2 separate regions of the Homo sapiens genome follow, and region 2 is linked to region 1. Evidence: chromatin loops called from intact Hi-C (ENCODE). Cell type or tissue: sigmoid colon. All regions are shown on one strand. Links, peaks and the distances in the headings refer to the core of each region. The heading gives the core; the rest is flanking DNA. Region 1 overlaps LINC01448 (long intergenic non-protein coding RNA 1448). Region 2 has its middle 250 kb from the start of INHBA.

Region 1 (2,914 bases), core at 237-2,736:
CTCAATGTGTGTGGGGCTCATTGAATCTGTTGAGGGCCTGATTGGAACAAAAGAGCTGAGGAAGGGAGAACTCTCTCTCTCTCTGTGAGTGTCTTTGAGCTGGAACAGGGCTCTTCTCCTGCCTTCAAACTTTGACTGGAAGTTATGCCATCAACTCTCCTGCTTCTCAGGGCTTCAGACTTGGACTGGAATCGCATTATCAGCTCTCCTGGGTTTCTAGCTTGTCAACTGCAGATCTTGGACTTCTCAACCTCCATAATCTCATAAGTCAATTTCTTATAATAAATCTCTTTAGGTAATGATAGATGAAAGATAGATGGAGGGATAGATAGATAGATGAATAGATAGATAGATAGATAGATAGATAATCCTATTGGTTCCATTTCCTGGGAAAGCTTTGATGAATATAGTCACAGAGATGGAAAGTGAAAGAATGAGGCCTGGCATCCAGGTCTATAGGTTTGAAAGCTGAGAATCCTCTGAGGTCTGGCTGTGACTCCCTTTGGGTCCATGGTTGGACAGCCCAGTTCTTACTCTGTGCCGGGTGGCACTGCCCAAACCAGGAATGGGGACTGTCAGGATTATCAGGGCCAGAAAGAAGGAGGAGAAATAGGAAAGAGCAAGTAATCATGTGAGCCAAGGCAGAAATGGGTCCCCAGTTCTTATCAATTGTTGCTTAATTTAACTTTGGAGTTTCACCAAGTTTTATCAAAGACTCCTTTCAACTTCTTCCAAAACTTGATGGTAGGAGCCAAAAGTCCTTCAAGGTCACATGACTTTATGGCCTCCAGCACCATGCCTGGCACATAGCAGGTATACGAGAAACCCCATTAACTCTGAGTAAGATGTCACAGCACTTACATAATTTTTCTGCTATTTCCAATGACTTCAGATTCATTGGGAAGCAGTAATGAAGGATTTGATTTCTAGAGGTCTCTTATCTGTCAGAGCTCCACATTGCCACCACCTACCTTCAAAGTGACTTCTCTATTAGGGAGCAGGGGGACGGTTTCGCTAACCATAGATGCTAAGACAGAAATTTAAAAATGCAGTACTCCCACGCTGAACCCAAGTTCTATGTTTTCCCTGACCAGAAGGAGTCTCTCTCCCACTTTACTCACTTGGCTCCCAGCTTTTCCATTTCAGGAACTGATCCTCACCAGATGGTGTTTAACTATTGTCAATGCAATGATTATGTTTATTTATCTAAATGTCCCTGAAGCTTCGACTGATGAACTTGGCTTTATTCATCTCTCTTCTGACTCAGTAAATTCTCTAGAATATAATATTTACAATCTAAGCTTAATAGAACCTCACGACATTGAAACATGATATGATTTTTTAAAACACAGATTAATAAATAAATCAGTACAAAAATTAAATACATGAGGATGAAGAGAAAGAAAGTGATCACAGAAAATCTGGAAAACAAAAAAGTAAAAAGCAGATGAAGCTTTCTTAAGTAGCACAAGCTAAAGAGAACAATGACCATTGGCACTCTGCAGTCATGCTTTCTGCTCTGTTATTTTTAACTTTTTATTGTTTTTGTTTGTTTGGTTAACATGGTTTCTTTTTCCTTTGCCAATTTGTAATAAATGAAGTAAAAGAGATTTTGTTAGAGTATTAACATGAGGTTCAAAAGTATCTGCTGCTCCTTCTGTTTCTTCGGACCAGCCTCGCTGCCTTCACCACCACCAGTGCCAGCTGCTGTCCTGCAGGCACTGACGCTGCTGTGTGGCCCAGGCTGGAGCTTCCCTATCACCATCGTCTCTGCATTTCTCACTTGTGAAAATCCTGGAAAACCCAGGATGCTGAAAATATTCAACTCAGTGTTTCTCCACTGGAATTCACTAGTTTCATGTTGTTACCTCGGTTTCCTGAAAGGCTGAGGTCAATCTTGAAAAGGTGACAGACAGCCTTATCTACTCGGAACCTGGCTGCTCTGTTCTTTGGAACCTGGCTGCTCTGTTCTTTCGTCCCTTCCACGTGCTTTTTCTCTGTACAGAACTGCTGACACTGAAGCAGATATTTGTACATGGAAATGATACACAGAATGCTGAAAGAGACTGGAATCTCTCCCCTTATCTACCTCCATGTGGCTGCTGACAACAGAGATATATAACTTCTGGGGTACATCCAACACATGAAAGGTTAGAACATCCGTATATAACCCACTACTTTCTTTCAAGAGGAGTTTCCTAATTTTTGCAATCACTTGGCAGGTCTATATTTCACTGCTTTATCCACTTTCTCCCCGCCCACCCCCCAACCCCGCTGATTGCTGATATAAATGTGGGTAGCAAAGGATCATTCCTAAGACTTTTGCCTGGGTTTTATAGTTGCTACCAACAATTTTGCCACAAAAACTACAAATAAAAATAGGCTCTGCAATGAATAAAGTAAACAAGGGGCTTGTAGAACCCCATGAATTGGCGTCTAGAAAATGGGCTTTTCATCTGTGTGCAGGCTCTTGGCAAAATATGTGCATGTTCACTAACCCATATGCTAAATTACTAAGTTTTACCGCATTTTAAATTATTTCACGTCCAACCCATATTTGCAGAGATATGTGGCAATCATCCAATTTTTTTTTCCTTTTTGGCTTAAGTTTTCCCCTTCTATGGATAAGAACAGAGGCAGACTTAAAGTAGAACTCTATTAGGAAAAATCTGCACGCTGCATAGGCTAACTGCAAATATAATACTTTAGTGTGTCTAGCAGTTGTGGATTGAAATGTGAAGTTGCCAAAAAAAATGTTTAGGGCAATTCTTTATACCTATTAATGAATGACTCCCAGGAGAAGGAAATAAAGTAAAACTCAGCATATGCCAACAGCTGGTGTGAATATGAAAAGTCATCTGGCTTGATTAAAGTCAGCAAACTTTGCTCCCCTGTCCTATCATACATTCAAAGT
Region 2 (2,914 bases), core at 283-2,782, 740 kb after region 1:
TGACCTGGGCCTCTGAACTGAATGGGGAGTGAAGAAGCGGTTGGAAGGTAGAGCAGGAAGCATGAAGTACCCCGTGAATCAGCCCGAGGATCATGCTTCACTGCCCACTGCTGAGTTCCTCCAGGACCTGGGTTGAATAGACTGGGGGCAAGCCTCAGGGGTGGTGGGGGGAGATTATTTTGATCTTTTCAGGAAAAATAATTCTGTAAAACACCCTTTGGCAATGACAGGAGTGGCATGCAAGGAGGGTGCTGGAGAAGGACTGGAGGTGGTTGGGGTGCCCTCGGACTCTCATGGGGCCCACAGCTGCCCTGCTGCTGGGTTCCTCAAGCGGCCAGACCCCCCTCCCATTCTGCAAGTTCCTCCTCCCTCCCTGCAGGAAGAAAGCAGGAGAGTGGGCAAGGGAGGGGCTGCAGAGGTCAGGAATGATGCACTCTTCCCTCAGCTTCCTCCCAGCCCCCAGGAGGCCGGTTCCAGCCTGACCCCTGCAAAGGAAGACCGTGACCACAGAGGTGGGATGCTGGGGAGAACTGGGGCCAAGAAGCAGGACTTGCCATCACCAGCTCTTCACCAAGTAAGGAGGGAACTGTATGTGGAATTCCCCGTGAGCAGGGCATGGACCTAGTTTTTTTCCTTTCACTCTACAGGAATATTGTAATGAAGTACCAGGTTAATTTCCTCACAGGTACCTCGACTTCCCACCCTGCCGCGGCTCTGTGGGGCTCAGCTCACACTTCCCTCTTGCTCCTGGTTTCCCTTCTCCTACTTGAGACTTCCCAGCCTGTGGCTGAGAAGTGGCCTGGCAAGTCTGCTAACCCGACTAGAAGGAGCACTGCAGTGCCGAAGAGCTGGCCAGCCTCACCCTGGGGCCCTCCGTTTGGAACCGAGGCTTGCTGTTAACTTCAGGAAGCATTTAGCATGCCTGGATAGGAGAATGTGCATGGATGGATTGGCTTTGCTCTCTTCCTGCGCCGCTTCGGCCTTTGTCCTCCTACCCCATCTAAAGAAAGACCCTCTAGTCACTCCAATTGGAAGAAGCTAAAACCTGATCACATCCCTACCTTTGAAAAAGATCCAGTTTTAGAATGCATGCTTCTACGCCAGCGGTAGAAGGGACATCTCAGCAGTTACCTCCCTTCTGTATGCCTGTTCCTGAACTATTGAAATAAAAACTCCAAATACGCATTTGGTCATACGTGGGACATGGTGCAACCGTCCTGGGGCTCTGCTCATGCCCTGACTGATGGCTGGAGAGCATATGCAAGGTTTACCTTATCTGAGGTCATCATGGAGCAGATACAGGAAGAGGACTAAGCACTCTTCTCCTACTTTGCTTCCCTACACGCAAAAACCTCTGCTCCTGGAAGGGTCCCTAAGAAAAGATGGGGAAAGAAAAAGCGCTCGCCCCCTCCCTGTGAACAGCCCAACCCACTTTGAATCCTGCAGTGCCTCCAGATGAGTGTTCTTCCCCTGCAGCTGGAAAGCCTCCTGTGCTCAGAAATTCCAGGGTCCCGACATGATCCATGCTCAGAAGTTGGGCTGCAGCTCCTCGGAGCTGGCAGGCACAAGCCTCCAGCCCTTCAGGGCTTGCAAGAGCCAAACGCGCTGCGGAGGTGTGATTCACTGAGTTCCCAGAGGAAAGGGAGGCAGCCAGCTGGCAGGGGATTACTGAACAGCCAGGCCAAGGCATTCCGTTGCTGTTTGGAGACAAGCAGCCAGCTACCTCCCTTCTCTTCCTCCCCCGCTGAGGCGCAGAGCTGGAGACAGGCCAGGGCCCTGGGGGAAGAAGAAAAGGAACTGAGCTGCCTCACTTACTACCAAGATAAGAAGGCTGTGGCTGCTATCCCCAGTGAGCCAAGACAAGAAATGCTTACATTTTCATTTGAAGATGATTCTGACGCCCCCAAATATTTATCCAAAATATACCTAGATGCATTGCCCAGAGAGAATTTTTTATTAAGCGGCAAACTGGGTAGGCAAGAAAAATTGTATTGGCTGAAGAACAAACAAAAAAGCCCAGTGTGTATGTCATAGCTCAAGGATTGGCTATATTCTCCTAAATAAGAGACTTCTTTCTCTCATGCCTTGGATATCTCAGGCTCTCTGGGGTGACTGTAAGTTACAGATTTATTGCTCAGCCATTCTTAGCCCTGATGCTCTTCAGAAACTCACTGCTTTATGAACCCAGGTCCCCGAGACACCTTCCATTTGATCCACATCTGTCCAAAGATGAAGTCATGAAATATGATAAGTATTTCTTCTGAAGTTCATGCAAAGAACAAAAACCAAAGATACAATCCAAGCTCCTTCCCCTTTGAGCTTAGATAAATGTGTCTTTTGAATTGAGATAATAGCCCAGACCCTTTCTCACCCACCTCTGCCTCATCTACAGGACAGTAACAACACTCTCTCAGAGCCTTCAAGGCAAAGGGGAGAAGAACATTCTGCTGACCTGCAAGACCGAAGGTCAAGGAACAGACTTTCCTTGGATTCCCTTGACCCAGAGTTTCTTCACTAGCTCTGCAGTTTTAGACAAGGTAATATGATTTCCCACTGTTCCAGCTGAACACCCGGCAGCTTCCAACAGGGTGATGATTCCAACTTTTTTGAAATGCATTCTGAGGCTATCCTAAATCAAGTAGATTTAACACTGAGCCAAAAGGAAGGCTTTGGAAAACAAGTTGATTTTAATCCAGCCTTACCAGCCCTGTGTACTAGAATTTTAGCTTCATTCAGTCACAGGGTTTCCACTCCTGAGAAGGAGTACAAAAAGGGTAAAGAAAAGGTGGTGCTCTGACACCAACCCAACTGGCTGGATTCAATTCTGCAATTCAGTTCTGGCATCAACTATGTGGAGGCTGGTGTCAGCGTAGACCCCATGAATTAAGAGCTCAGTCCTCCACAAGACAGTCCC

The links. Hi-C counts contacts between places; a loop is a spot of excess contacts. Peaks named below come from ENCODE experiments on the same cell type or tissue, not always from the same donor. Only the 100,000 strongest peaks of a DNase experiment are listed, where the experiment ranks them.
Region 2: a loop joins it to region 1, with 3.0 times the contacts of the local background. A loop is called at or near these places in 34 of 110 quality-filtered maps.

What each region holds. Positions count from the first base shown.
Region 1 is chr7:42,698,793-42,701,706 of GRCh38, reverse strand. All of the region lies in intron 1 of LINC01448 (long intergenic non-protein coding RNA 1448), which reads left to right. Among named protein-coding and RNA genes, the nearest start is that of LINC01448, 6.2 kb to the left of the region's middle. In sigmoid colon, for the core only: no CTCF peak of the experiment used is centred there; a DNase peak (open chromatin) is centred at 1,691; H3K27ac peaks cover 468 bases.
Region 2 is chr7:41,954,830-41,957,743 of GRCh38, reverse strand. No RefSeq gene overlaps it. Among named protein-coding and RNA genes, the nearest start is that of INHBA, 250 kb to the right of the region's middle. In sigmoid colon, for the core only: no CTCF peak of the experiment used is centred there; DNase peaks (open chromatin) are centred at 1,673 and 2,572; H3K27ac peaks cover 686 bases.